Linked DNA regions of Mus musculus: region 1 is linked to region 2. A link is a loop called in an ENCODE intact Hi-C map of the cell type or tissue named here. Cell type or tissue: left cerebral cortex. All regions are shown on one strand. Links, peaks and the distances in the headings refer to the core of each region. The heading gives the core; the rest is flanking DNA. Region 1 overlaps Asrgl1 (asparaginase like 1). Region 2 holds the start of Ahnak (AHNAK nucleoprotein (desmoyokin)).

The links. Hi-C counts contacts between places; a loop is a spot of excess contacts. Peaks named below come from ENCODE experiments on the same cell type or tissue, not always from the same donor. Only the 100,000 strongest peaks of a DNase experiment are listed, where the experiment ranks them.
Region 1: it touches region 2 in a loop (4-fold over the local background); 4 of 42 quality-filtered maps call a loop at or near these places.

Annotation. Positions count from the first base shown.
Region 1 is chr19:9,102,488-9,118,170 of GRCm38, reverse strand. Asrgl1 (asparaginase like 1) reads left to right here. Exons shown (of 7, transcript NM_025610.3): 5 at 1,551-1,669; 6 at 3,877-3,987; 7 at 4,963-6,452. The coding sequence ends at 5,171. Gm41805 (a long non-coding RNA gene) reads right to left here. Exons shown (of 3, transcript XR_877715.2): 3 at 15,460-15,623. Among named protein-coding and RNA genes, the nearest start is that of Gm41805, 11 kb to the right of the region's middle. In left cerebral cortex, for the core only: a CTCF peak has its summit at 7,716 (motif pointing right); DNase peaks (open chromatin) are centred at 5,901 and 7,726.
Region 2 is chr19:8,985,842-9,001,524 of GRCm38, reverse strand. Ahnak (AHNAK nucleoprotein (desmoyokin)) reads right to left here and starts at 12,241. Exons shown (of 5, transcript NM_009643.2): 1 at 12,096-12,241; 2 at 1,753-1,863; 3 at 1,269-1,425; 4 at 662-849. The coding sequence starts at 1,425. In left cerebral cortex, for the core only: a CTCF peak has its summit at 8,506 (motif pointing left); DNase peaks (open chromatin) are centred at 8,500 and 10,915; H3K4me3 peaks cover 325 bases; H3K27ac peaks cover 1,413 bases.

The DNA of each region.
Region 1 (15,683 bases), core at 4,938-9,937, 120 kb before region 2:
CAGTAGGGTACAGGAGCTCACAATGGCATAGAATTCAGTCTTGTAATACTACTGAGTCCCTAATTTACCAGACACCAATGTTCAAATAACCTAGGTAGAGTATATATATATATATATATATATATATTCAGATAAATATACATACATACACACACATATGCATTATATACATATATTTATGTATATACACACACACATACGTGTGTGTGTGTGTGTGTGTGTGTGTGTGTGTGTGTGTGTGTGTTTCCCTTTCCTAGAGAATCAGTTTTGCTGGGTCTGAGGAAAAGAGGCCAGGCAGGTATAATACGAAAGTCTCTGAGATAATAATCTGATGCCTTTCCAGATTATGAGATTGGAGATAGTAACACACTATTATTCTTCTACTTGCTCTGAAATAGGATTTTGCTATATACCCAGGCTAAGCCTGGAATTTGCCTGGAATTTTCCTCCTCCTCAGTTTCCCAGATCCTAGGACTTAAGGCTTTTATTTCTGTAGACTGCAGTCAGGGAGTGAGGCTGCTGGATCAGCGCCTTGTGCTTATTTTTAAAGCTGGTTCCTATTGCTTTCTAAAGTTGTGTATGAGCTGGGGGTTCAGTGGTAGAGTGCATGCTTAGTGCGTGCATAAAGCCCTGGGCCCGATGCCCAGCACTAAACAAAAGACGCCTCTAATCATACAGCGGCACCAGCCAGTACTGCTCTTAGGTGTAAATAAGTGGCTTTCCCTGGATCCTGCAACTTAGAGAGGTCAGGAAAGTTAATTATAGAATGCATGGGTCACCTTTGGCACTCAGAATTGGCTCAGCATGACTGATAACCCTGGCCTCTGTTCCTCTCACTAACACTGTGCAGTCTCCAGAAAGAAAAGGCTTTTTTGCCTCTCTCAGCCCAAAGACTGGCTGTGCACCTGACACCATCAGAAATGAATACTTTTGGGTAATGTGGAAAGATACAAACAGCAGGACTTAGGTAAGGGGGGGCGGGGGTTACATAAAAAGTAACTTTTAGAATACTTAGACCATGAAGCACTTACATCATGTTCCCTTGAAGTGGCAACAGTCCACTTCTTTGCCTCCACCTTATAAAAGTAGCCAGTGAATTAGGGCCATCTCTGAAAGGGTTAAATTTGCCCATGTGTCCATCTCAATAAGAAGCACTTAAGCTGTTTAATTTTTTCTGGTAGCTACAACAAACGTAAAAGAAACATTTAAAATGAGTAAATTTTTGTGATAGGGTCTCACTGTGTAGCCTTAACTAGCTTGGAACTCATTCTGTATACCAAGCCAACCTCAGACTCAGAGATCCACCTGCCTCTGCCTCTGCCTCTGCCTCTGCCTCTGCCTCTCCCTCCTGACAGCTGGGAAGGATGTATTCTTTAAGGTAGAAATGTAAAGAGCCATGTAGAAATCTGCCTGCTAGTGACATGTAAAGTAAGAAACATTGTTTTCTTGAGTCCAGAATCTTAACATATAATATGGTACATAAGGGACAGTGTTGCTTAGGGGCTGTTTCTCATCTTCATTACCTTCCCTTTTCTGCTTATTTTTGACAGAAACTCAGGAACTGTGGGTGCTGTTGCCTTGGACTGCAGAGGAAACTTGGCTTACGCAACCTCTACTGGGGGGATTGTCAATAAAATGGTTGGCCGAGTTGGAGACTCGCCTTGCATAGGTAGGACTAAGAGGTAGATCATGCTCCTCCCTTGCCCTTCATGTCATCAGATTCACACCCTTTCCTGTGTCACTTCCTCTGCCCTCGTGGTGACAGCTTCTAGGAGTGGCATTTGGGTTGGAAGAGGGTTGTTGGGGACCACTGCTCTGAGGTATTGACTTCTAATAGGCACATCAGTTTCCCATGGATTACATTTTGGGGACATCTTGGGAGAGGAAGTGAAAGAGAGGATGCTAAAGTTGTCCCAGGCTGCTGCAGCCATACCTGTCTTCTCTGTAGCCTCAGCTTCAGGGTCCTCAGACTCACTTGCAGAGCCTAAATATAAATACATAGTGCCTCTCCCCAGACATGGCTCACATTAACAATGTAAAAACAAACAACTGAAAACTTGGGCTAGAGTGATGACTTGGGGGAAATATTTGCTGTGCACATATATGGCCCTGAGTTCGGATCCCCAGCACCCATGTAAACGCCTCGTGCAGCACTGGGCATCTGTAACCCAACCCTGGGAGAGGCAGAAATGAGTGGACCATCATAGCTTGCTAGCCAGCTAGTGTAGCTAAACAAGCCAACTCCAGGCTCAGTGAAAGACCATCTCTCCAAAAACTAAAGATGCTGGAAATATATCTTTCCTCTCCACATGCACCCTGCACACACACACACACACACACACACACACACACACACACACACAGAGAGACACACAGAGGGAGGTGGAGCTGAGAATATTTACAGGTACTACATATGAGTAACACACTCCTACAGACTGATATGGCCCTCATATCAACATCAAGCACAAAGCAAGAAGCAGCATGCAGTAGGAGTGCATCTTTTGCTCTGTAGATTTGCACTTTCTTGTAGGACTTCCCACAGACCCCTTCAGCTGAATGACATTTCAAGAAAAGCTAACTTGTCCATCTGCCCAAAGGAAAAGCTTATACTTTTAGCAGAAAACTTGACTTTTTATATATGTTGTGCTACTCTTAGTGATAATTTACACTCTTGGCAACTCTTTGTACCCTGTACAGTAATGGTCTTGAAGAAAATTCTTGGAGCCTCTTTAAAAATCAGAGACCTGCCTGTTGAGGTGGTGTGGCACTCGGAGGCAGAGGTCTGACTCTTATGAAACACTCACCTTTTTTCTCCTTAGCAAAATCCCTGCCAAAATATGGCTGCTCAGTAGTACAGCCTACACCCAGCTGGGATCTGACCAGGCCCCAGAGCCAGGTGGGGTCAGAGCCTAGGAATTAGGTTCAGGCTTTGTGAGTTCTCATGGTACAGTATTGAGAAGAGAAAAAAAATCTATGGCCTGAATTCCCAGAAGCCCCTACATTGATTGTGGGTACCAAATGTGCTTATCTTGACCTTTCTGATAAGCATTCCCCAGGAAAGGTCACCTGTCCTAGTGCGTTCCATAGGTGACACTAGGTACACAGTAACATCTCCTCTGCAGTGCAGTTACCACCCTGAAAAATGGGGGTGCCCACCCCAGGAAGCATGGGTCACCCAGGCCTTTCATTACTCTAACGGAACTGCAAAGAAAATGAAGTCCTGGCTGCTTCCAAATAGTAGGGCCTTATTGATGCTAGTTCACCACAGAGCAACAGCTTGAAGGGTAAAGCCACCTTCTATTTAAGACTTTGTAATCCTTACCTAGCCTCAATTCTCCCAAAATCAGAACAATGGAGTTACCTGCTTTCAAACAGCCTGCGAAACAATAACACTCAGCTGAGAGCTGCCCTTCTAAGACCTTCCCCCAATACCCAGCATTGTTAAATAAGGCAAATGTCAATATGATGCTTCTACACCAATTAGAACAGGGTAAAGGTGAAGCCTGCCAGGCTGTGGGACTCAGACTGGTGGCTCTGTGTGAACAGATCAGGAATGATGGAGAGATGACTGTAGGATTGCTTAGTCTAAGACTACAGGAGAAATATCAAAGTCACTTTGGCACCAGATCCTGTTATATGGATATATATGTTATATGGATAGACCAGAACTTCAACAGATAGAATTGCTTTTAAGTCACCATGGTGTTCATAGAGGTTTGTTTACAGGTATGCTTTTGTACACTTGTGCATCACCAGATCATGAATATGGCTCTGATCTGTCCAGACCTCTAAGATATAATATTGTGAAACATAAGCCTTGTGTTTCACTTTTTGACTGTTGTTGCTCAGTTATAACCAATCACCTTTTTTGAGCAGGAGCTGGAGGTTACGCAGATAATAACCTTGGAGCCGTTTCAACCACAGGACATGGGGAAAGTATCCTGAAGGTGAATCTGGCCAGACTTGCCCTCTTCCATGTAGAGCAAGGTATGTAGGCTATGAAACAAGTGCATAGCTAGTGAAGACAAGTAGATAGATGGTATTTGACCGCTGCCAGGGTAGGGTATGGAAACGCACTTGTCACAGACACTGCCCCAAGGTTGTTCACATTCCTAACACCTGGTAGGTTCTGGACTCAACCTTTAAAATGCTGTTCTGGAATACTGTTCTCTGAGCTCAGGAAATGTCTCTGTATGTAAGAGTACTTGCTGAACAATCATGAGTTCAAACCCCAAGGACATATTAAAAAGTATAGCTGTGCGGGTGCCTATAGCTACCTCAGCACTGTGGAGGTAGAGACAGGAGGATCACCTGGATTTGCTGGGTGACAGTATGTGGGGAAGGGGTGGGAGGAGCAGCAAGTTCCAGGTTCAGTGAGAAACCCTGTCTCGAGGGCTGAAAGCAGAACAGGATGGGGTGGGGCATGTGGTGTCCTGGCTTTATGCATGTGTGTGAGCATACACATGAGCACATACCCAATTCCTGTCTGCTGTTCTCTTTCACATCATAGAAGACAAAGCCATAGAGACCATGGTCAATCCTTGACCATGGATGTAAGAGGGAAGATGCCTCTGTCCCAGTAAGGAGCTGAAGCATGCAAATTGTATTGCTTTGCTGGTCAGTGTGAACAGATACCTGTCAAGAAGCCCCTTAAGGAGGTTAGTTTGGTCCACAGTGTGAGGGAGTATGGTCCTTCATGATGGAGAAGGCACAGTGGCGGGCAGCTTCATGGCAGGGGAATGCACAGGAGTTACTTGCTCATATCTCAGTGGACCAGGAAACAGACAGTACAGGGGGCAGGGCTGGTCCCTACCCACTTCCCCAGAAGCCCTGTTTCTCCAGTGAAGCCCATTCATATCTCACAGTGTCCCAAAGCAGTGGCATAGCTGGGTCCAGGTATCCAAACATGGGAGCCTCTGAAAATTATCAGGGCTGTTTTTCAATCTCTCCTTTTCTTCTCAGGAAAGACCGTAGAGGAGGCTGCTCAGTTGGCATTGGATTACATGAAGTCAAAACTCAAAGGTCTAGGTGGCCTCATCTTGGTCAACAAAACAGGAGACTGGGTGGCAAAGTGGACCTCTGCCTCCATGCCCTGGGCAGCGGTGAAGAATGGCAAGCTGCAGGCCGGCATTGACCTCTGTGAGACCAGGACAAGGGACCTACCTTGCTAGCCTGGACGTGAAGCTGAGCTACCTGGTGTGAAGACCTAACTTAATCAATTAGATGTAGACATGGAAAACTTACGCAGTCTGTCCCTCCTTTTGTTGCCTTGATCAGTAAATCAATGAATGCTTGGTTGAGGGTCGGGTTCTGAAGCGATGAGAGATGCCTGCCTGTATTAAGACCAGGGAAAATGGAAGCCTTGAGGAGCCTACATCTCCATCATGTAAGGCTAGAAAGGAGGTGTTAGATTTTGACCCACGGAACTGCCTCTGAGCTATAGAAGTGCCATTTGGATTGGGAGAATGGCACTTTGCAGAGGCTAGGCTAGGGGAGTGTGGGAAGAAGGACTGAAAAAAAAAAGTGTAAGAAAGACCCAGGTCCAGGTGAAGCTCAAAATGTTACAGAGTTCATTCTTAGTCACAGGAACACTGGACAAGATGTTCAAGAAGGTTCTCTTTGTCTGTGAGGGGGGAGTGGATCTTTATCCAAAAAGCTCAAACTTCTCCAACACATATCTGGGCACTTGAAGAGTCTCCCTTGCTGCCCGAGCTGTAGACTATTGGAGTTTCTTAATGTCTGGGATTTTTCTTGGCTCCCAAAAGCCAGCCCCACCTGAACCAGCCCCAGTTGTCCTCATTGGGGCTTGATAGGGCACATGACATTTCCAGCCTCTCCAACAGCGGGGGTGGCAGATGGCTGGAGAGATGACACCGTGAGTCACTAAGGAGTAGCTGCCAGCGCTTTAGGACAGTCCCAAGCGCAGTGAATCAAATGTTCAGGGTGGTGAGCATGACGCAGAAAGCAGTCTCCTCGGTGGAGAGCACTCTGTGCACCTGTCAGCACTCAGGAAATGGCATGTCTGCCGTGATGTGTCTGCTCAGCTTCTTAGTCTAGCAGGGATCCCCTTCTCTCTGGGAAGAAACTGATTACCTTTAACGTGCCACTAATAAAATTTATTTTTTGAAAGAAAAGAGTGTGGTTAGGTGTCACTTTGACCAAGACCAGAACAGATACAAGCTCCCTTCTTGGTCCTTTAGCGCAGGCAGATATAATAGTTGAGAGGACCTTTTGCAGAAATGTAAGTGTGGCAGTATATCCTGCCTCGTGGAGTTTAGTAGGGAGTGTTTTAGAGCATTGAACTTTCTCTGAGTGTGTTAAGGCATTTCCAAGTCTCAGCCAGACTCATGGCTGTCTCCCAACACGTTGCTCAAGTTCATAGTGTGTCCTGACCCCAGACCCTCTTGTGAGCCTGTATCTGCCCTGCATTAAAGAGAGTGCTGAGGAGTCTGAGAACTGAGCTTGAAGCTGCCTCTCCTCACTTCCCAGAGGATCCTGGGAACATTAGCTTTGGAGAATTTCTCATCTATGAAAACCCTCTAGAACTCTGAAGATTAAATGAAAGTGAAGAAAAACTTAGGGTATCATAAGGATCCTCTGGACAAATTCAAAAATGATAACCAGTCCCCAGTGTGAGAACAATTATGCATTTAGAAACTTGAAAGCCTCGTATGCCGCAGCTGCTGATTCTCGGAAAGCATATTGTTAAGAGGTGTGTTTGTTTGTTTGTTTGCTTGCTTGCTTGCTTGCTTGCTTGCTTGCTTGCTTGCTAGCGCTGCCCCAGTAAGATGCTTCAGGCTGGGTGACTTAATTTTCAGAAATATGTTCTCTCAGTTCTAGACACTGGAAATCCAACATCAACAAATGGGGGTTTTGCTTGTTTCTGGTTCTTTGACTGGTTTGTTGGTTGGTTGGTTGGTTGGTTGGTTGGTTGGTTGGTTGGTTGGTGGGGGCTTTGGAGAATATTGTTGCTTTGTTAGGGTTTTTGTTTTTTGTTTTGTTTTGTTTGTAATGGAATCTTTCTGTATAGCACAATCTGACCTTTAACTTCTCAATCCTTCAGCCTCAGCCTCCTAAGTGCTGAGATTGTAGGCCTATAGACATGCACCATCCTGCCTGGTGAGAGGTTTTTAGAACACAAAGAGCCCTCCTCTTGTACTCACATGAATTTGGATTTCCCCAGCCCCACGGCATCCTTATTTTAAGTTCATTCCTCCTTTGGTGATCCTGTCCCCAAATGTAGTCATATTCTGAGTTACTGAGGAAGAGGCTTGAGATCTGCCCTGTGAACCAGAGAAGGTAAGAGTAGACGAAGCAGCAGCCATGGTAGGGCTGAAGAGAGAAGAGACCCTTTGGAGAAAATAACAGTCCCTAGATATTCGGAGGGAAAGGGGATGGGAGCAGAGAAGCAAGTGGAAGGTCTTATCTTGAAGTTGTCCATTTTACCATGCACAAGAGAGGTAGCCCTGGTTAGCAGACCTGTAGGTACTCTGCTCTGACTTCTTGGACTGAGCAGCGTGGTCCTGGGGTACCTGATGGTCCACCCCTTTGTAAAATCCCAGTGTGTGTTTTCTAGTGAAATCCATAAGTATTTCACTAGAAATGGAAGACCACCATTGAGACCACAAATAGTTCTCGTTATTATCTCATGTGTTACTAACTAGCAAATAACTGTCCAAGAAAAAATGACCACCAGTTGTATGAGCACCTCTACACCACAAGAGGGCAGCAAACTACAATATATAGGCAGCTTATAGGCACCCAAGAGGAGTCTGGCCTATACAGCATCTGAAACTGACAGGGTTCCTCATCACAACCCTCCTTTCCACCCAACACTACAATTTATTTTAAAGCAGAGCTGTACAATACCCAGGCCTGCTACTGGTCATCAGGGTTCAAGGGTCAAACTGTCCTGGCCCCTGCCTTTAGTCATATCTTTCAGCTACAAAGACAGGTAAATTGCCATTTGGTCACTACAAGCCAAAATGGTAGGATAATTAGAACCAAAAGACGAGAACCTAGGCAACTGTACAACAAGAGACATGGAAGCCAGCCCTCTCCCAGGTAAGAGAGGGCCTCTACCTTGTAGCTGCTGCTCAGAAAATGGTTTAATTTGTGTTTTCAAATAAGCTCTCTGCACTTGGGAGGCAGAGGCAGGTGAATTTCTGGGTTCAAGGCCAGCCTGGTCTACAGAGTGAGTTCCAGGACAGCCAGGACTGCACAGAGAAACCCTGTCTCGGGAAAACAAAAAACAAAACAAAACAAAACAAAAAATAAATAAATAAATAAATAAATAAACTCTCTGACTTGCTCCTTGTCACAGCGGGGAAAGTGGGGTATGCATCCCTGTCATCAGAGATGGAGGGTGAGGGAGGCTGGATGGGGTTACCCCTCCCAGACCTCCCGTCTGTCAACATTGCACAAAATCCTCACAGTGTTTAGATTCTGTAGCTATTCTGGGGCAACAGGGAGCTACCCCCACAAACCACAGGTGTCCTGCTCCCTGAGAGGAGTGAGGGCCAGCAGAAATCAGAGGCAACCCAGGTCAGGAATGGAGCAGGGAGGATGTTTGGGCCATCAACAGGACTGGGACAGGTGGGTGTGGTTTATGGGTGTCATTTGTGTGACTCCTTCCACAGCTTAAATGCCACATTCAGACATCCAGGGAGAGTTGAGCCATAGTGAGTTCTGTGTCCCAAGGAGTCAGAAATGTGAAAAGAAAACTCAGGCATCCAGACCTTTGGCAGGGGTGGGAGTGTGGAGCTAAAGAGAGTCCCTCGGGGCATGTTAAATGTGTTTATGTCAACTTCCCCATTCACAAGTCCTGTGGCCCCCAGCCAGATGTCATCCAGATCTAGGGGCAGCCCAAAAGCATTCTGGGTCAGAGGTTGGGAAAACCAACATATCCTAATAACTTTATCCTTCAAATTCTGCTTTTCATCAACCCAATATTAAAATGAAATTGGGTTTTCAGAACCAAAGCTCCTGACTTCTGTACAGAGTCTAGAAAGTAACATGATTAGATTGATAAATAAAACAAGTGTGGATGAGAACTTAACATCATCTCAGATTTAACATCTACTATGCTCTTACCGGCACTTTGTAGATTCTATACAGAACTCAGGAACTTGGGTTCTGAGGTTATAATTTGGTGCCAAGAAGAAAAGAGGTTGGAGGCAGGTACAATGACACACAGCTATATTCCCAGCACTTGGTAAAGCAGGAGGCTCTGGAGTTTCAGGGGTGACCTCAGCCATATAAGGAGTTTGAGGCCAGCCTGGGCTATATGAGACCCTGTCAAATAAAAACAATAGTTTGAGTCTTCTCATCCTAGAAGGCTCAATAGTCACCACTTAGTACCTAGGGCAGGTCCCCAATGCTTTTTTTTTATGCAGGGTGATCTGTCTGCCTGCATATCTACATGCCAGAAGAGGGCATCGGCTCCCTTTATAGATGGTCATAGGCCACCACTATCTGGTTGCTGAGAATTGAACTCAGGACCTCTGGAAGGATTTTTAATTATTTTTCTTTTAATATAAGGAGTGCTCTGTCTGCATGTATACCTACATGCCAGAAGGGGACAGGTCCTGGATTCTCAAAGGTCAGCAGTCTTTCATTAAGTATTTTTAAGAGAAAAATGACCTGCAACAAAGTAGCTGCTTGAAAAATGGCTCAGAGGGGAAAAGCTTGATGTTCAAGCAAGAAGTCCTGAGTTCTTATCTCTCCGGCACCTGTGTAAAAAAAATCCATGGGTTGTGTTACAGACATGTAATGCCAAACCTGGGAAGCAGAAACAAAAAAGGTCCCAAGGGCCTCTGGCAACCAGTCTAGCCAAAATGTCAATCTCTGTGTTCAATGAGAGACCCTGCCTCAAAAATCAAGATGGAAAGTAATAGGGAAGGGTCCTCAGCATCGACCTACACACTTATCCTACAGTTCTCCCAAAATGAGACCAGACATGCTAAAGTGTGTGTGTGTGTGTGTGTGTGTGTGTGTGTAACTTTTTAAAACTTGTATGTGTTTGAATGGTTTGCAAGTGTGTATGTATTCACATCACATGTGCCTGCTGCCCACATGAGTCAGAAAAGAATTTTAGTTACACCATTTTGGAGGGGCCCTGGAAACTGAACCCAGATTTTCTGCAAGAGAAGCCTGTGCTCTTAACCACTGAGCCATCTTTCCAGCCCCATGAAACTCTCTTAGTCAATATTCTCTACCTTTCCATGTCAGTAAACTGTCATATAATATTCTGTCCTCATTCAACTATGCCCATCTTTCCTTACAATGGGGCTATCTATTTTCACCACCTTTCTTTTCTAGGGTGACAGACGTGTATAGAATCCTGTGCCCGTGGTGTGATACTTTCTCCACTGGTCAGGTTCCTCAGATGGTTGGGAGAGATTCGTGACTGAAGACCACAGCCCAGGGATACTTGCTGGCTGTGTGCCAAGTAGACTATTGCCAATAGACATGCCAGCTCCTGAGCATTTCTGGACCGTGACCTAAACCTGAGCAACACTGGGCCATGACATGGGCCCTAGGCAGAAGACTGGACAGGGAACTATGGGCTGTGCCAAAGCACAGGCCCCACCCAGAGTTTGGCTAGGGTGAGAAGAGCAGGTGAGACTAGGTTCACCCTGTGCTGCTCACAGGAAAGGGCTTGCCCACCCCCTTCCTGCCCAGGTCACTTCCCCTCCTACAAAGGGTCTGTTTGTTGTTCTTCCTAACTCCTCTTACCTCCAACCTTTCCCAGGGCCCCCCTCTTCCCAACACAATAGCCAGGCCACCCCAGTGTATCAAAGTCAAAGGGCATTTTCAGAAGTGTTTACAAACCAGTGCAGCTGTACACCTCTCACTGCAAACCCAAGAGTATTTACCTTGGGCTAAGGATCTGTGGTTCTGCTGACCTTCCAGTACAGCCTAGCACTCCCTGCCCCATGCAGATCCCCAGGGACTGGAACTTCTGAACCCCCGGCCTTCCAGTCAGAAACCAAGTATTTAATCTTAAAAGCAAGAAAGAAGAGGGCCAAGTTTTCCTTCCTCCGGGCTTGTCCAGGCCCCTCCTCTGCACCCACTGAGTGAGGTGTGGGCCCCACATACCTTTGGGCTGACTTCATCCTGATCCAGCCTGTCTGTCCTGAGCCTCCCCAGTCCTGGCCATTTCATCTTTATCTCTAACATAGATCATGCAGATATCACACCACAGATGCCTCATGACTAAAACGTGTGCTACTTTCCCAAGCCCTTTCCCACCCTGTCCCTGTGGTAGTACAAATTCCAACATATTTGCTGTCTGCTCTCAACATATTTGTTGTTCTACCCAGAAAGGGTCGGGACCTTGGGTGGGGCACTGTCACTTGGGTAAAGCCACCTCTTCCTGCCCCCATCTCTGCCTCCAGGTTCCCAACAGAGTTGGAACTTGAAAATGTGCTGCAGAAACTGGCTGCTTGGCCTGTGGGGGCAGTTCCTCTGCTTTCAAACTTGCAGAGGAATAGACCCATGTCCTGACCAACTTTTCAGTGGACCCCTGGCAAGGGCTTCACTGTGTTTGACAAAAGTGATGTCAGCCCTGGTTCCTATCTATAACCACCATGGCTATTGCTCTACCACCTCCCCACATGGCCAGCCCCAGCCCCAGCCCCAGCCTCCACAGGGACGTCCATGCCAGGGAAGGGGCCAGTGCAAAACAACCCAGCCGCTCTAACACTCAGCAGACATCCTGCGCCTCACCAGGGCAATTCTCAGAACACTGTGCAGTCAGCCTCAGGAGAGCTGCCTAGCTCAGAGGCCTGGCACACACGGGACCAGACCTTCAGACCCTTTAGTGCTGTTAGGGCTCTGAGGCTGCACCACACACAAGCCAGCTTCTGAGTCCACCTCTGTTTCAAGGCTTCCTGGGAGTCACATGGGAGGCAGCTGTGTCCAAGCCTCAGAGAAGCAGCCTGAGGAATGAGGAAACCCCACCTTCTTTCTTGGAATCTGTGCTTCTCAGCCGGTCTGTCACTAGACCTCCCAGGATCCTCACTCTGAAAGACCGAAGACTGGTAGTACCCTCTCCAGTGCTGTAATGGCCAATTACTTACTGCATGGGAAATCCCTAGATACCACGCAGCATGTGTTAGTCATTATTATATATTATCATCCCAAACCACACCAACCAGACCACCCTTTGTTTTCCAATCCCCTTCCATGCTTCAAGGTTATCAGCCTGCATCTTTACCATGGGCCGCTGGCTGTGTAGTGTGGTCCAGAACTCAGAAGGCTGAGGCAGGGAGGCTCAGGCCATCCTCAAGTACAGAGTAAGAATCGCGTCTATATAGACAAACAAATAACTAAATAAGCCACTGCTCTGTGGCCTCAGAAGTTAACATGGACTATTTTGACCCTTCCCTTAAGCTGGCAGGGACTCTGCTGTTCCCTGCATGGGTGTCCACACAAAGGAGAATATCGGATTCATATTCTATGGTTTAGGGAACATTTTCACTTCTGGTTCTACAATATGGAGTAGACAGGGCATTAACCATCACTCTTTAGTTCTAAATGAGCCCTACCAGGCAGAGCACAGTTGAAGTCAGGGATAGAGACCTAGCATCTAACACACAGGATAACTGCACAGTGGAGACTTGCACCCCAGCTCTGCCTGATTCTAATCCCCATTTGTTTAAATTTTTTCCCCTCAGCAACAAGCTTGGTCACAATCACTTAAGTGTATCCTCCTTCAAAAAAGAAGTTCAGATGTCAGAAGAATTAGAGACAGTCACACAATGAAAAGCAGATGTCCTGCCCCTTGTCCCTGGAGCAGCTCCCAGGAAAGGGAGGAAAACTGGCTGATGGGTGGCCCCTGCAGCCACCCCACCCATGAGCTCAGCTCCTGGCACGTAGTTCTTCTTCATGAAGAAGTGGGCCTCCTGGGCCCAGAAGAGACAGACACACGAAGAGCTGGGGCCAGACCACAAGGCTGCTCACTCTGGGGGTCAGAATAAGGAGTGTCCAAGGCCGGCCAGCCATATTTTCACTAACTCTATCCTTAACTACCCTGGAAGGCAGATGCTATGCCTGTTTTTCACATGAGAAGTCTTTCTTTGGTTCTTTTCTGAGGTAGGGCCTCACTGGGTAGCCCTGGCTTACATGGAACTCACTATTATGTAGACCAGGGTGGCCTCCAATTCACAATGGTCTCTCTGCCCCGTCCCTGCCCCTGCCTCGGCTGCTACCTCCCAAGGGCTAGGATTACAGGTACACACCACCACACCCAGCTATGTGGCTTTCCAAACTAACAATCAGGAATACAAGAATATGAACATGGCCTGTCGGACTCCACAGTCGGGCCAACCTACAAATGTGATCTCCACTTTGTGACTTTTACCTCTGGTACTCTGGTCAAACCAGAATGAAGCTGTTTTCAGAGCAGAAGCTACACATTCCTTGCTGTAGCTGAGTGTCCAACTCACAGGGGCAGGATTCCCTTACTCATCCGGGTCTTTAGGGACCCAACCACTATAAAGGCTCTAAGATAGAATTACCAGAAAGGCCAGGGCCTTGGGGAGGAAGACAGAGCAAGCAAGGCTCATTAGGATGGTAGTTGGGTAGCAAGAAGGTAAAGGCAAAATAGGGAGCAGGCACAAGACATGACTGAGGGCCCTGTTTCAGGGCCCCAGGTAAGCAAGACCCCTCTGGAGGGCTGTTTCTGTAACTGACATGACCACCTCCATGACAGGGAAGGCCTGGGGTTTTTAGTTCAGAGCAACCCAAGCAAGGGAGGCAGAGGCTGAACCCAAGCCTATGTCTCCTGGTGGTGTGTAGGATCTAAGTTCCTAAACTCCAGGAGAGGCACTGCTCTCATTTAACAAACCACAGCCACAGCCACCAAGCAGGAACAGTGCAATCGAACTCCACCCAAGCCAACCCTCCCTCCATCTGGTGCCCAGAGCACAGCACAAGTTTCTAAAAGACTCGGGGAGCTGAGCAGCACAAGTGCCTGGCTTTGCCTTCACACCCAGAACCACCCTAATGTCCCCAGGAGCCACTGTGGTTTCTCTTGTGTGTCCTGCCCACCGAACTGTAAACCCTCATCCTTTTACCCATGATGCTGCTCTCTACCCAACAGTACACGTTGACCCAACAGACTTTGTCTAACAACTTGAGTCTCCTTCCTGGAAATCACTCCATTATCATTAGCATCTGACCCCAGCAGCAATACCAAACTTGATACTTGTCTCCATCTTAACAATCATACAGTGAATAAAGGAACAGTAGAGAGATGGAGATGCAGCTCTGTTAGTAGAGTGCTGGCTTAGCGTGGGTGGATGAGGCCCTGGGTACAATCTCTATCACCAAATAACCCAGAGCTAGTAATGCACATCTATAATACCAGCAATTTGAGAGGTGGGGACAGAAAAGTCAGCATTCAACGTCATCCTCAAGTTCAAGGCTTGGGATACCTGAGGCTATGTGGAGGTGGGAAGGGTATGCCCTGCAAGATGGCTGAAGACAAGGATGGTGCTTTCTGTGCCAGCATGGTAAGCTGGGATAGATCTCTGGAACCCCTAAATAATGTGGAAGGAGAGAATAGACTCCACAAAATTGTCCTCCAACTTTCACATGCAGGGGGTGGGGGAAGAGAAGAGAGGGAGGCAGGCAGGGAGGGAGGAAAGAAGGAAGGAAGAGCAGCAGAGACCTCTTCCAGCTCAGCCATTTCTTCCTTCTTGGCAAAGTCTGTCCTAGCCCCACGAGACCCAGCTCAAAGGCACGCGAAGACTTTCACATCAACTCGGAAGTCACAATTTCATCCTCTGAGAAATTCTTTTCTTTCTTTTTTTTTATTCTATTTATTTACTTACCTATTTATTTTGAGACAGGGTCTCTCTACACAGCCCTGGTTGTCCTGGAATTCACTACACAGACCAGCTCGCCTTGAACTCACAGAGGTCGTCCTACCTCTGCCTTCAGAGTACTTGGATTAAAAGCTTGTGCCATCCGGCCCAGCACACGCTGAGCAATTTTAAAGAAAGTACTCATGATCCATCTATCTCCCACACTACCATGAGATCCTTGAGGTAGCACCACGCTGCTGGGCCCAACAGTCCCCATCACAGAAAGCTTTGGACTCCCTGTTCCTTAATGGAGTCTGACAGTCCTCTAAAATAAGGACCCTGACACTGAGAATCCATAGTAGAAGGAGAAAACTGACTCAGTTGTCCTCTGAACTCCACATCATGGCACATCCAGAGTAAATAATAATACTAATTTAATTTTAAGATGTCTACCTGTTCAGTACAGACACAGATTCTCCTTTTGAACGGCTTTCTCCTCTGAGAACTGGAGGAGAATCGAACTGGCACTGGGCAGACAGTGAGGGGAAGAGCCTCAGAGTTACCCTACTCAAGACTACAGAACTTTTCACACAAAGCCAGACCTTTGAAGGAAAAGAAGAAAAAGAGGGTTTAATTACCTCTGCCAGGAGTGAACTGTAAAAGGCCTTCTTCAGCAGCTTGGACTATAGAAGAGGTGATCACACAAGAGGTTAAGGTGACATTTTGCAGTAACTGCTTTCTGTTTCCCAAAGTTCTAGCACTCCCTTCCAGAACAAATTCTTCTCCTTCAAAATTCTGTGAAACCAAGCTCTGCTGGCAAAGAAAGACAAAGAAATAAAGTATGACTTCTCAGCTGCATGTGGTGGCTTG
Region 2 (15,683 bases), core at 6,099-11,098:
AGTCAAATCATAAGAGGAAAATAGAAACTATTTGGAAGAAAATTCTTGTAAGCAAAAATCTTGGCTGCCCAGGAAGAGGCTCTACCACCCAGTGATAGTTCAAAGAAACCTGTTCCAGAGACCCATCCCAATCAGGCCCTTCATCTTTCAATTCTCAGCTCACTAGCTTGATTGTTTAAGGTGTCACCCAGGAGCCTTTGCACACTGGAAAGCATTTGTGACAGCTGATGGCTTGACTGTGATTGGGTAATACTTTCACTTTGAGGGCACATGCTTTATTCAGTAAGCAAGCCATTAGGAGTAAAGAAGCGCTTCCCACAAGCATTGTGCTGTTCATCTTCTCACTCATGGAATGTAGGGAGGCAGGTTGAACACCAGTGAGGTCATTTCAGAGTAAAGCAGCCAACCTTCCTCTTGGCACCTAAGCCCCCACTGCTTGAGTTGTTTCCCTCACCATGGCATAGTCTTAAGAGACTGAAGGAACACTATACTTGTAGGAATGGAACCAGCCACATGCCACATATAAACAGAAAGAAACCAGCAGAGAGAAGTCACAAGAGAATGCAGAAGAAGAGATAAGAAGGAAGGCTCAGGAAGTAGGCCAAGAAGCCATCAGGATCGTGGGGGAGTTCTGAACAAAGGTGGGTCACCAGGTACTCACCAGAACCACTTCAGAGCTACGGGAACTGAAGACTTCATGGGTCCAGGTCTGTCCAGGCTCAGGGGAACGGTCCCCTTTACGGTGCAACTTCAAGCCAACAGTGTGATGCCCCATGGTATTCAGCAACTGGGTCACCTCACCAGACTGCAGGTTGTCAAAGTAGATGGTGGCACCCACAATCTGGTCCCCTAAGTAAGGGAGTACAACAATCAGGTAAAGACCCACAGGTCTCAAGAAAGCACCACATAACAGCCACTAAAACTGACTTTCCTTTAGCTTCACGAACACCACACAGACATAGTATTGCCCATTCAAGCACAGAGGAGGAAACTAGCTGGAAAGGCCAACTATTTTACACATAGCTGCAGAATTGGTGAGAAGCGCAGAATCAGATCTGAAGATACAGTCGGTATCCAAGACTCCACAGGACTACCTCCCCTGAGATTCACAAGCAAGACACAGAGTAGCAAGGGACAGGGCTTGGGTACTGACCTTCCTTATGTTGTTAGACCCAGGCCTTCCACAGTCATTTGGTCATTTCTGCCTGTCCCCCTGCCTCCTGCCCCCCCCCCCCGCAGGGCCCAGTCATTATCCTGAGGAGACTCACCCTCCTTGACCACCCCAGTGCGGGCCGCAGGGGAGTTCTGCATCACCTCCTGAACAAAGACTCCATCATCCCTCTGGGCAATGGTCAGCCCGTGGGAACCACTGCCCTGCCAGTTGGGCAGCAGCAGCTCCCGGGTTGTCTCTTCCTCCTTCTCCATCTGGGATGAGATGAAAGAACAGAGCTCTAGTCATGGGGACATGGAGAGTAGTATGGTATATGAGAGAACCAGATATCTTTGGTGCTGTGCACATCCAGGGAATAGAGCCCAAGCTGCTCCCTCAGCCCTGGCTCACCTGGGGATTCCTTGGGGGAGGGTGGTCTCTTCCATGTCTTTCCACTGTGGAAGCTCTCACAATACACAATAAAGACAGAAAGGGGGAAACCTGCCCTTCGATCCACCCATGGCACAGGTCCAAATGGTACACCAAGTGTCCAGCATGCCCGATCCTATCCTCCATTCCTCTGCACCATTCCACTTACTAACCTTTGCAGGACTCTGCTCAGGAGCAAACGCCTTGCCAGGAGCCCGCCCCTCCTTCTTCTCTTTCTGTATCGGTCTCTCTCTCTCTTTCTTTGCGAATCTTGGTCACACAACCTAGGAAAAATTTCACCATGATATTCACCCCCATCCTCTCAAAACTCAGTGAGCTACCACCCAAATGACAGATGAATACTGAACCCCAGGGCAGGCCAAAACTCTGGTCCCCACTACACTTAGTAACTACATGACTCTGAAGCCCATTGCTACAGAAAATGAGGTTAAAGGAAAGTGGAATAGGTTTCTAACATCTGCGTCCTCCCAGCTATCGGACTCCTGCCAAGGACACTTAACCTCTCTGAACCTATGTTTCTTTGTCTGTGAACATGGAAATAGTAAGAGTTCCATGCAGACTGATGAAATATAAGACAGCAGCAGCTCCACGAAGGCTCCACAAAACGCTCATGTTCATCAGTCTCTAGAATAACTGGTCCTACAGTCACAAGCAGAGGCTGAGACTCTGAAAAGCCCATTTGCCTGGAGTGCACATAAAGAGGGTGATGACACATATATTTCTACGGGTCTTTCCGCTATGCCAACTTCAGTCTATACCTCTTCACTCATGTGAGACTGTTCTCTAAGCATGGATGGTGGCATCCACCCCAGTGACAGTGACTCAGCTTACTATCTGTAGCCAGGCCCCCAGGACCAAAAGGACCCCTTACCCGCTGGAAGTTCCATAGCCATGCTCCTGGTAGTGGCCTAGACAAAGACAATCCCATCCCCACTAGGTTCCCAAAGCCAAAAGCCTTGCTTGGGCCCCTAGTTAGTCAAGGCAATATGGATGCCCACAGTGGACCCTAAGATAGACACTATAGGTGAAGGTGTTCCTCCTTGCCATAGGATGAGCTATCGGCTGCAGAGGTGCCCTGGGAAAGCACCCAGCAGAATGGTGAATATGGCAATGAGCTACAGCCACCCACACAAAATACCACTGGCAGTCGTCTAAAAGCATACCTGTGAAATTGTGTGAAGGACTCTATAAATTGTGGTGAGCCTCGCCCAAAGCCCCACCCTGAAACTGTTTACATCCAGAAATTAGTCAACCAATCATAAATACATGTATCCCGATCACCTCCTGCATGTCCGAGTCTATACTAGATGCTGCAAAGGAAATCAGCCCAGCCCAGCACTTAATTGTACACTGCATGAGGTCGTTACCTCCCAACACTCATGCATCCTCTAGACCTTTATTAAACGCACTCCCTATGCCAGATATGGAAATTTAAAACACTTGAGTCCCATCTCCATACAAATGATAAACAAGGGACTCTGGGTGTGGCTAACTGGGCTCCACAATGTTCCAGAAGTCTTAAGAGGCATCTCGGGGAATGAAATATAAATGAGGCTTCCAAGGTGCTGGAGCGAACCTCCAGGATGGAACAGTAGCCTTTAGAAACCCATGGCACTCAGCAGGTCCAGTCTCAGGCAGAAACCAACAAAAGATAAACACACACAAACCAAAACCAAAACAAACAAACAAACAAACATCCAACAACCTAGATCACCACACCTGTTCTCAAACTTGACAAACTCATAAACACAGTGTTTATCATGGGCCTACTTAACAACACAGGTGCTGGCTAGAGAGTAAGAGAAAACAAGAGAGAAGCCTGCTGGTGCAGGTTTGAGCTAGGGAAACACCCCCTCCCTTCCCAGCAGGCAAAAGAGGCTACTTTAAGAGTAAAGCCACACTGACTCTTTGCAACTTGAAACTGGCACTGGCTTGTCTGCCCTACCCTGGACCAACACTGAGAAGCCAGACTAGAAGTCAGAATCCCAGCAGAAACAGGAAAGTAAAAGTCTCAAGCTCAAACACCTAAGAACTGAAGCCACCCACCCTTCAAGTTTCCTAGTCCCCGCCTTCCTCCTTGTGCAGGGCCCCTTGCTCTGCCAAACATCCTGGTGCTGAGCCAGCAGAGGAGAAAGAGAGCCAGCTCACTCTCACCCACATGGTGGCCCCACCCTGCCTCCTTCCACAGTGAGTCACTGCAGTCTGCAGCAACAGCTCCAGACATGCATAGGGTCACGCCTAGAGCCTAGTCAATGCAATACCTCCTAGGCCAGGCACCCAAGTACACTTCCCACAGTTTTCCTTCTCCCGATTGAGCCCTGGAACAAGGGTCCTTAGATGCCGAAAGCACTGAGGACCAACCTGGACTTGCTGTATGTGTCACTCAGTAGGTTAATGAGCGAAGTTGAAAGAGGTTGAAAAGCTCTCAACCACAGCAAAAAGGAACCACCGGACTCATGCCACAGGTTGGCCCTACCCAAGTGGGTCTGCCAAGCACCTGTCTACTGTGCCACTGGCCAAGAAGGACTCCCTTCTCAACATGCATGGTCCTGAAAGCCATGGTGACGCATACGAGAGATGGGAGGCCATGGTGGCAACAAACTTTGTTTTCTGCATCTGGGCAGCAGCTCTTGGTCTGTCCTCCACTAATGGAGCCTGTAGCCAGCCCAGATGTTCCTCCCTCTCCTCCCATAAAGGTTAAGTCGGGCCTCCAGGTAAATCAAAAAGATCTTTGAAGGTTGGGAGAATTCTTCACAATTCAGTCACTCATCACAAGCCTTTGGGGCTTGAAAAGAGTCAAATGTGAGCTGCTACCATGGTAGCCACATGTAGCTGTTTAAATTTAAATGGATTAGCCTAGCATGGTAGTACACACCTATAATCTCATCACTCAAGAGGGAAAGCCAGGAGATCAAGAGTTTAAGGGTGGCCTGAACTACAGCACAAGTTCAGTGCCAGCCTGGGCTACATGAGCGCCTGTCTCCAAAAGCCAAAACTAAAATCATTTTAGGCAAGTAATTAAATTACCATGGTTACACACACACACTACATGGGGAAAAGAAGATGAGAAATAACTCAGTGGTAAAGAATGCTTGCTGCTCTTCCCCAGAACCTGAGTTCAGCGCCCAGCAGCCAAGTCAGTTGACTCACAACCACCTACAACTCCAGCTCCAGGGAATCCCACGCCCTCTAGCTTCCATGTATCCCTCTACATATGTGGCGCACACTCACAGGCTTACACGTATATACATAAATTACCATGTAAACTCATTTTAACTGTGTGTGTTTGTATATATGTGCATATGTGTACGTGACTGCAAGTTCCCCTGAGGCCAGGAATGTTGAGTTCCCTTGGCGCTGGAATTAGAGGTGGTTGTTAGAGGCTCAACATGGGTCCCAAACTTGGGTCCTCTAAAAGAATAGTACTCACTCTTAACCACCAAGCCATCTCTCTAGCCCTGTGGGGTCTTTTGTTTTGGTCTTTAGCTTTTTGAGACAGGGACTCATATTGTCCAAGCTGACCTCAGCTTTGTAGCTGAGAACTTCTTGATCCTCATGCCTCCAACCTTCCCAGTTCTGAGGTTACAAAGGTATTCTGCTATGCCTGGCTCAAAGTTAAAAATGTAATACCATTACAGTCACATTACAGGTGCCTAACAGTCACTGCCATATTTAGACAGCAAGGGTATGCAAAATCTCCCCTCCAGTAGCATCCTAGAGGACAGCATGGCCGCTGCTCACATACAGGGAAAGGAAGATACACAGAGGCTAGAATAGGAAGGGTTAGACCTAGAGAATTCAGGTCTGCTAGCTCCAGTCCTATGACCCAATAGAGATGAACATGTTATCCTTTGTGATGAGAAGAGGCAGGATTGCCGTGGAGAACCCCTAAGGCAGAGGGTTGCTTGGGGAACACAGGACTGAGGTAGTGAGAATGCTCTAAGTAAAAAACCAGAAAGGACTCAGAGATAGAGCATGATTCTGCCCAAATGTCATAACAGAATGCCCCTTCTGTAATTCAAAATCACAAAATATATATATATATATATATGCAGCAAAAACATATGTGCCTGCTACAACAGGGGCTGTAGTGAGCGGATCCAGAGGACTTCCAAAAGCAGACGACAGTCCTGGCAACAGACAGTCCTGGCAACAGACAGTCCCGGCAACAGGGGCCTCCAGAAGACCATTCTCTCCCCTCTGTCCTCCGAGAACTGGGCCGTTCTCTCTTCCCCACAGGTGAGAGCTCAGGGCAATTGCTGCTGCAGCGACAGACAACCACTGTATGTGTCAAGATGACAGGATCTCTCATTCTCTCCTCTCTCTCTCTCTATCTCTCTCTCTCTTCTCTGTCTGCTAAGCCAAGCCCTAGAACCTCAATGGCTGAATAGGCCTGTACCAGAAGGACACAAGGAGTGGATCTGCATAATACTCAGGGAAGAAAAAAGTCCTCCGCCTACGTCAGGGAGGGCCTTAGTAACTGAACCTTCCATCCTCCTGCACCCACATGCTCTAACTAACCTGCCATACACACGAGGCCAGGGACACGGAGTTTCCATCCCAAGAACATAATGACTCATAGCTAGGATTAGAGATCTCCACCAGAGGGAAAGCTCTGACACTCCTAACCAGGTGAGGGGTTGGATAGTCAGAGAGACACACCCGGAAGGACGATAGATATGCTGTCATAAACACTCCCCAAAGGGAAAGAGAGAGCTGAACACTGACCTGCCATCAGTAGTTAAGCGAAGGAGTTCTAAGATCTCTCAGACACTGAGCCAACAATCAAGCAGCGTTCACTAGCCAGTACCAGGTCCCTGACACATATACAGCAGAGGACTGCCTGGTCTGGCCTCAGTGAGAGAAGATGCACTTAACCCTCAAGAGACTTAAGGCCCCAGGGAGTGGGGAGGCCTGACAGGGTGGGGAGTGGGGAAGGGTGGAGGACATCCTCTTGAAGACTGGAGAGGAGGAATGGGATGAGGAACTGTTAGAGGACGAGGACGGGCCTGGAGGAGGATAACAACTGGATTGTAAAAAAAGATTAAAGATAATTAAAAAAAATTCTCACCAAGAAAAAAAGAAGAGAGAGAGAAGGAATTCTGCAGAACCGTGCCTGCCAGGACTGTGCCACTGTTATCCCTTTCTTAGGGTCTCATCTCGTGTACAAGCACTCCCACAGGGGTGAATTAACATCATTATTTTAGGACTATGGAGACTAGCCCCAATCTAACAGTCTTCATCCAAGCAAAGAGATCAAGACGCAAATATACATATAGGATGAGACACATGGGAAACCACAGAGAAACACCCATAAGGCAAACAAACACCCAGAAGCAAGTCCTGTGCTGGAGCAGGAGAGAATGAGCCAGAGGGAAGCACCCACCAGAAGAGGGCAAGAAGCCTTGCTCCTGCATTCCACCAGCCTCATGACGACCCTACCTAGGCAGAGTTGTAGGTACCCCGGGCCCAGCATTTAAGGAACCTTTATTCTGGGTCTCTTTGAGACTGTGTCTCCAAGAGGCAGGAATCCTAAGATTTTCAAACGCTTGAACTCTCCAGAGCCTAACTCTGGATCTCTCTTGGGCCAACGTGGAAGACAAGAGATGCTTTTCTCTCTAGCACTCAACCTGAGTGGGATCAACAGAACCCACATGGTAGAAGAGAACTGATGCCTGCAAGTTGTCCTAAAAACATTTATACATGTGCCAAAGCATGAGGATGCACACACATGCGTACACACATGCACACACACACAGACACACACACAAAGCATTTATAACAAAACAAGAAAAACAACAAACATTTAGCAGAGACAGACATAATGGTGCACACTTAAAATCCTAGTACTTAAGAGGCTGAGCCAGGAGGATCACTGCAAGTTCCAGGCCCTCCTAGGCTATATAGTGAGTTCAAGGATAGCCTTGACTACATGAGATCCTGTCAGAAACAATCAAAAAAACGTTATAGGAGTAAACCTCATGTCTCATGTCACCTAGAATCCTCAGGAGGCTAAGACAAGAATATCTAAACTTTTAGGCAAATGAGGCTACTTAAGTAGAGGATGGGACAGGGAACTTTCCACTTATGGGAGGGAAAGATCAAAGAGAATTAATTAAACCAACAAGACCCAGATGACCTGGATATTGGAGGGATATTCAGAGAAAGACATAAGGGGGAAACACACACACACACACACACACACTACACACGTGCAGAAGCTCACAGAGACCCTTGTCAATTCCATCTCCCACCTTTCCCAGCGTAGGCAGTCCTCTTGGTAAGCTTTATGGCTCACAGCGGGTATCTGCCACCTGTCCACCTGGTACTCAGATCCCAGGGTGTGCACCTTCCACTGTGTCTGTCCTTCGAGCGTCAGCCATGCCACCACAACTACCAGAAGGACGTTTCACCAGCCTCCTTTAGCATCCCCCTCCCCAGCATGCTGGGTTTTGCTCATTGACTTCTAGGACAGCCATAATCAGGACCATAACTGCTTCTTGGTTTCCAACTCCTTCTCTCGACTCGGGCCACACACGTTTCCCCACAACTCTTTAGAACAAGTGGCAAGCCCTAAAGCTCTAAATTCTCACTTCCAGCAGGAAGGGAGAGTCCCTCTCCCTCCCCTAGCTAAGGGGCCCTCCACCTCTCCTAGTGACAGAGACTGAAGACAGCATTGTATTACCCAGTGGAAACTTCCCCATCAGGGCACAACACCAAGGAAAAATTGGCCTTAGACAGAACTTCTGAGATTAAAACACCAACTCTAAGGGCAGTGTCCTATGGTTGGGGAACCTGAGGGAGAAGTTTGTTGTTGCCTTGTGGGGTAGATTACAGTTTAGACTATACCCTGTGCCCCACCCAGCTCCCTAGTAAGTGCTGCATGTTCGCCCCCCAGTGGTCAAGCCATGTAGCAAAAAGACTCAGAGCCAGGTCTTCAAATGATGGCTGCAATGCTCCCTCCCACTCCCAGCCTAGCCAGGACACGTAGCCAGGATCAGCTCCAGGCACTTCCCCTTCCCCCAGAACCTCCGCTCCAGGCCCCAGGGACCAGGCAGGATGCCGCTCCCTGACAGGCCGTATGCAATGCTTTGCCCAGCTCAACCTCCATGTGTGGGGACTATACTCCCAAGACTGCCCTATCCTCCTTGAGGGCCTCTAGGTCATGGCCTGGACCTGTGCAGGACAAAGGAGCTCACTTGAGTCCATAAGTGCAGTCTCCATACACTGACATGGAACTTGTACCCCAGAGTAGTCAATCAGTCACTGCCTCTGCCCTCCAAGTCCCGGGAGGATAACAGAGGTGACATATCCAGGTTTACCACAGTGTGAGGACCCCATGAACAGGACATCCTCTCACAGGCAATAACACCAACTTCACTGAAAGTGAACAATGACTCCTGTAATGCAAACAGTGACGGGCCCAAGACCAATTATTTGAGCTTTAGCACCAACGGAAACTGGGGCTAGGAAAGAGAAAGGGGGAGCTTCGTCAAAGTACACAGACATTTCCGCAGAAACATTGCCACAACAACCCCCGTTCGGACACTTTTTGGACACACTCAGACATGGACGATACTATGATCAAGAAGGCTTTGGAAGCCGGCCAGATGATCCAATGGTCAACTCAAGGAATTGCAAGTTCCTGGGAGCCCTGGCTGAAGCCTGAAGGGGCCCAGGTGTATTGCACATTCTAAATTGGCAGCCACCTCCCTTCCTCTAACCCAAGTGAATATAAGCACGTGGTCAGCCCAGCCCCAAGGAGAGAAACTTGGGGGTGTCCAGGCAAAGATCCCTTCAGAAGTCGGACTAGCTCTCCCAGTTTGCTTCTCTTGTCTGTCTCCAGGCAGTTCCCAAGTTCTGAAAAAGGTAGTGACCACACCCCAGTGCCCAACACATCCTCCACTCCCACAGCTTTACCCCAACCCCTCAAACCAGCTCCTCAGGCTCAGAGTGGTGTGCTCTGCCAGAACCCGACAGACAGTTCCAAGTGGAGCGTAAGGCCTGTAGGGCTCTGAACCTCTAAGCAGAGCCTCTCTAGGCCTGAAGTGAGCTCCCCGGTCTACTCTTTCTCTCTCTTGTCCTTTTCTGGACTTGGAGCTGTGGAGTGCTAGGCCAAGACCCTCAGGGTATCACTGCTGACTTCCAAACCATTAGCACTAAGTCTTGGATGACTCACGTGCCTGTCTCTCTGAATGTCCTGGTTCTCTTCACAATGTCCCTTTGCATAATCTCTTAGGGACAAGAGCTTTAGAAAGGAGTTCAGACATCTTCCAGATGTCATCCCTACGCCCCCCTCCAGTCCTTTACTAGATCAGCTCCCTTGTTCCCAGTTCCTTTCCCACACTCCCCTTGCCCCATAACTCAGCTCAGGCCGAGGAAGTGGCCCTTAAATGAGGGGTTCCCTTCTACTGCACAATCTGCACACTCTACAGACCAGATACAGGCCTGCCCTCCCCCACACCCCCATAGTTTTTCAAGAAAAGGAAGCTACTAGTTCATTCAGCTTGGGAAAAGGAAAAGAGACCCACCCTACCCCCAGAGACTTCCCTAATAGGGCAGGACCAAAACAGTTCTACTCACCTAAGCCATTCTCAGTGTGGGGAGAGGCCCTAAACATTGCCCACATTGCCCATAGCATCTTCCTGTGTGCCCTCCCCTCTCCCAGTCACCTATGAGGACAGTATCATTGATATGAGGACATGAATCATTGGATCTTGTGAATTCATCCCATCTAGTATACGTTAGGTACAGTAAGATGGTTCCTGCCATTGCTAAAGTTTAAGGGCAAACTGTTTCAAAACCATTTGTTGGGAGTCCTTTTTCTCCTGGGAATTCCAGGTCACTTTCCAAGGATCCCCCACCCCCATCCCCCCAACTACCTCCAGAAGCTTTTCTGCAAATCCCCTCCACAGAACAGGGACATTGAGACAAGTACCCCTGGACACGTGTGTCCTCAGAGACAGCCTAGGGCCACACCCTGCCAAACCAGGGTGCCAACCCAGACATCATGCGCACAATCTTCTGTGGTCACATTGTGCAGAAGTGACAATAGAGTGAGCAGGCAAGCACACACACACACACACACACACACACACACACACACACACACATACCAGGGACACTACGTTGTCAAGGCTCCACTCCATTTGACTTGTAGGATATCCCCGGGTCACCCCAAGAGTCTTCAGTGCTCATCGCCATGTACAGCTAGCCCTGATGTCAACCCAACGCCACCAAGGTTCTGCGTCCCCCAAATCTGCCTCGGCACTGAAAGGGGCTCCAGCCAGAGGAGGCCCAGGCTCCCGCACACTGCACATCCCCTCCCTGCATGGGAAAGCCTTACATAACACAGCTCTCTGCACACACCCTAAGCATGTTGCCTTTCCAACCCCACAGTAGGATCTTGCCCCCCGCCCTCTCCGCTGGCGCGCACTGCAAAAGTGAAGGGTTCCAAAGGAGAGCAGGGAAGTCCTTCACCTACGCCCTGCGCTCCGGCCCCCACCGCCTACACACGGCCTCTTTCCCCCTCCGCTTTGCCCCTCACCCCCACCCCCACCCCCGAATTCTGGTTTGAATTAGTCACCGGCTCCAACCACTACATTCCTCAGGCTGCTGGAATCCAGCCAGGCGCTGGGGCGGGGGCCATCCCGCCCGGACGAGTTTGGGAGTGGGGTGGGGTGGGGAGAAAGCACCGCCCCTAGAAGGAGCAAGGGAGGTTCTGGGGACTGTGTCGATTGCACAGCCCCCTCCCCGCCCACCCAGCGCAGGAATCTCCCTAATTATGTCCCCCACCCCCCCTCCCACTCCCACCCATCCCACAGGGAGGCACGCTGCAAACTTCCAGGCTCCGACGCCCTGGAGAAAGAAGGGAGTTTTCTGGATCTGGAAACACAGAGGGGCAAGACTAGGGCGGGGCAGTTGAAGGGGAGCTGTTAAAGTCGCCGCTAGGAGCCAGAAAGGGAGAGGCTGGTGGTACAGAGCAGGGTGGGGCCGAGGGGAATCCGGACGCGAAGTTCGAGATGGAGGTGTGGGGAGCCGCGAAAGACAGCAGAGGGGGCACGCGGTGCAGGGGCGCGGGAGGGGCGATGGGGCTCTTGGAAACTTCTCCAGTAAACATGGTATAGGAACCAAGTAGCGCTCTGAGCCGCCGCCCCAAAGAGATGGAATCGGTCAGGGACCACCAGATCAGGAACGCCCTGCACTGCAGTTGGAACGACAATACATCCGCGGGAAAAAACTAAAAGCGCAGCAAAGCACACTTCGAAGCGATTTTCTAACTTAGTTAAACTTGGCCCCAACTCCGGAGAAAGAGCTTTACTCCCGAAGCGTGACGCGTCGCCTGCCCCGGCGGCCGCAAGCGGCCAGGTTTGCTCCCAACAGTCGGAACCCTCGTAGTGACACTACCGCAAATGCACCTTGTCCGAGTCCCTCTCTCCCCTGGTCGCCCGAACCCTGGCCCCACACCTTACCGCCCAGCGCTCCGCTTCCCTACCTGCGGGCTCAGCCCCAGGACGCAGCCATAGCCGGCGAAGGGCCCGAGGTCGCAGTGCTGACTGCTGGCGACGGCGAGCCCCAGTCGGGGCGGGTCTGGCAGGGCGGACAGTGCAGTCCCCGCGGCAGAGCTGCTCCAAGTGGCCGGGCCCCCGTGCGCGGAGGCGGCTCTTGTAACTCGGGCGGGTCTGCCCGGAGCTGTGGGGAGAGGGCGGGGCCGGGCGGGGCCCGAATAGGGCAAGGACCCGAGAGCACGACTAACACTGAAGCCACCCTGGAATGGGCCGGTGAAGGGAGAAGGTTGAGGGGGCTCAGGGACGAGGAGGCGTCGCCTTTTCCCCTCCCCTATCCCATCTATTGCTCCTGTCCCGGCTCTGGATCTTCCCACCCCATTTTAAACAGTGTGTGTGTGTTCACCGGCAAGAAATTCCTGGAAGCACGCAGGGGCACAGATTCACAGTCGGAATCCAGAGTCAACCTAGTCTGCAGAAGAGCCAAGAAGCTCAGATGATTCAACCTCGACCTCCAGCCTCCACACAGACCTTTGAGCTTTCTCTCAAGCTCAGATACATTAATCCCAGGCCCCAGCCTCCTCTCCCAGTTCCCAGGCTTCTTGCAGCCTCGCCCCGTTCCTCGCCTTCAGGCTCTCTCCTCTTCTACAAAACACACTGACTCTAAGACTTAGATCCGACCCCTAGGAATGGAGTCACCTATGCACCACACCACGGTGCTGTTCTTCATTGCAGCGACACCAGTCAGGCCTGCAGCTGTTGGACGCACCATGGAACAACTCACTCTCTCCTGTAAACTCTGTCCCCCATGCCTTTTGGGTATTTTATTTGGGGGAGGGAGCACAGACTGTGTAGCCCGGCCATCACAGAACTGGCTAGAACTGACAGCCTTACAGATTCCCCTGCCTCTGCCACCCTGGGACTAAAGGCATGAACCACTATGCCCCAGTAAGCTTGAGGAACCCAAGATCCAGCACTTTCTTTGCATTCCCAGGCCTTCTGCGCCTCTCACAGCTCCTCCCCCATATTTCCATTTGCAAGTTGCTCCGCTCCCCAATTTACAGCCATTTCCCACAGCCACTTCTAACTCTATGTGGATTTTATTAAATGCTTAATGATGGGGTTGCAGAGATGTTCTGGCTGCATCCCCCCTCCGCACCTCCCTTTTTCTCCTTCCCTATTGAGTTCTACCCTCTCTGGCAGGTGGCTACCCAGCTGCCCACTCCAGTTTCCCTTCCTTCCCAAATGCCCCAAGAGGCCTCAAGCTGGAGAACTGAGACCTTGGCCTGAGGCAGGAGCACCTTCGCTCCAAGATCATGAGTGGGCTGGGGCTGAGACCAGCCCTGCCCTGTCCTCTGAAATGGCAAACATGTTTGCAGGCTAAAAATATCAGCCAAGTCTGCTGCCAGCCCTGGGGGCTGTGTCCAGGTCCAGTTACCACACAGGGTACAGGCGATGGGGGGAGGGAGACAACAGAAGGGAGTGACAGAGAACAGACACAGATGTAATGGACACACCAGGGTGGAGAGAAATGTAGGTAGAAATTCAGACAGGCATGGACATGTAAAGACAGGCAAAGCAGAGACTTGGCTACTAACATTCCTCTCTCTCTCTCTCTCTCTCTCTCTCTCTCTTTCTCTGCCCCTCCTCAAACCCACTAGACATCACAAACACACTGTCAATTGGCTTAACAGCCCCCCCCCTCCAAATCTACTCCCTTCCCAGCACACTCCCTACGGTGAACTCAGTAAGTTCCAGGCCACCCAGAGATACCAAGTGAGGATCAGGCCAAAACACATTTCAAAAAATAAAACTCAAGAGCCAGTCATGTTTTTTTTTTCCTTTTACTTAGTGTGCATGATCATGTGGAGGCCATGGGACTTGTGAGGGTCTCTTCTCTCTTTCCACTGGGATCAAAGAGGTCATGAGGTTTGGTGGCAACTACCTGAACAAGTCATCCCCTAGCCCACAGTCCTGATTTACTGAACCAGGGTCTTACAGTGTAACCCAGGCTGTTCTGGAATTCACGATATAGGTTTGGTTGTCCTCAAATGACAACAATTCTGCCTTAGCCTCTCAAATGCTGAGATTACAAGTCTTCACCATATCAAGACATTTTATTTCACGGGGCATGGTGGCGCACGCCTTTAATCTCAGAACTGGGGAGGCAGAGGCAGGCAGATTTCTGAGTTCAAGGCCAGCCTGGTCTACAGAGTGAGTTCCAGGACAGCCAGGACTATACAGAGAAACCATCTCGAAAAAAAAAAAAAAAAAAAGAGGACATTTTATTTTATTCATTTTAGATGGGTACTCATACACTTATTGAGCCAGAAATGGTGATACATACCTTTAATCTCAGCACTCAAGAGGCAATGATTGGCAAACTTTGAATTTGAGGCCAGCCTGGGCTACATAGTAAGACCCTGTCTACACATAAATAGCGTTTATTTCACCTCTTAAATATAGACCAAGAATAAAATGAAGTACTCTGCAATCCTACTAGCTAGGTAATCCCTGTTGACATTAAATCAATGCCTCCGTAATGGGTCAGGGCATTTGGTAGGTGTTTTGTATGAGTAATAGGAATTTCTCTTATGTGAAAAATGAACACTGTACAATTGAGCTTCATCCCGGTCCTTGAAATTTAAGCACTATAGAGAGGCAGAACCATAAAAAGCAAACTTCTGCCTAGTGTGGTTATCACTCTGAGGCTGTCTGACCGAGACACCTAGGAGTCAGGGTCATCTGTGACCTTGGCTACATAAGAGTTTAAAGTAAGCCTGGACTACATAATGCCTTGTCTCAAAAAAATGTAAATTTCTCCCTTTTTCTCTACCCACTCTCCCCCCAAAAGTCACCAGTTAATCAATTACCAACAGAGTAGGTGGCAGAGGCAAGAGGCTCTCTAAGTTTGAGGACAGCCTGGTCTACAGAGTGAGTCCGGGACAGCTGATGCTAACACAGAGAAACTTTGTGTGTGGGGTGTGGGAACTTTGTGCATGGGGTGGGGGATGGGGTCTTCATTTTATTTTTTGAAAGAACAAGTTTCCTGATGCATGTTCAAGTGGAAATTGATTTATTCCTAGGCTTTCAGGAAGGTGACTATGATGTGATGCAAGCCCAAAGACACAGGGTATCTGCAAGGTGCATTCCAGGCAGGAGTGTTAGAGGAAGGAGGCTGGCACAGGAGAGTAAGAAGGAAATGAAGAGATGCGGGCACCAGGCACCTCAACTTTGCCGCACTCTGCATCTCCAAGAGGGACAGCTTCCTGGGCTCTGAGCCAATTGTATCTGCCCCAGTGTTTGTTCTGGCCACCCTCTTGGTCAACAGGGAAGAAGGCAGGAGGACATGGCTGGCTTTTGGAGCTACAGAACAGGGATTTCTGTCCAGACGCTTCATTCAGGGTTAAGGATGTCAAGATTGCCTGGTCAGGGCATGGTCTGGGAACTGGCTCCTGTCCAAGTCTAGGCTAAGAGAACAGAGAAAGGATAACGTCCATCCTTAAAATCCTTGAAGATCATGATCGTGCAATTGGAACCAGACATGAAGTTTCCTAATCAGCCCAGAGGAAGGGGTT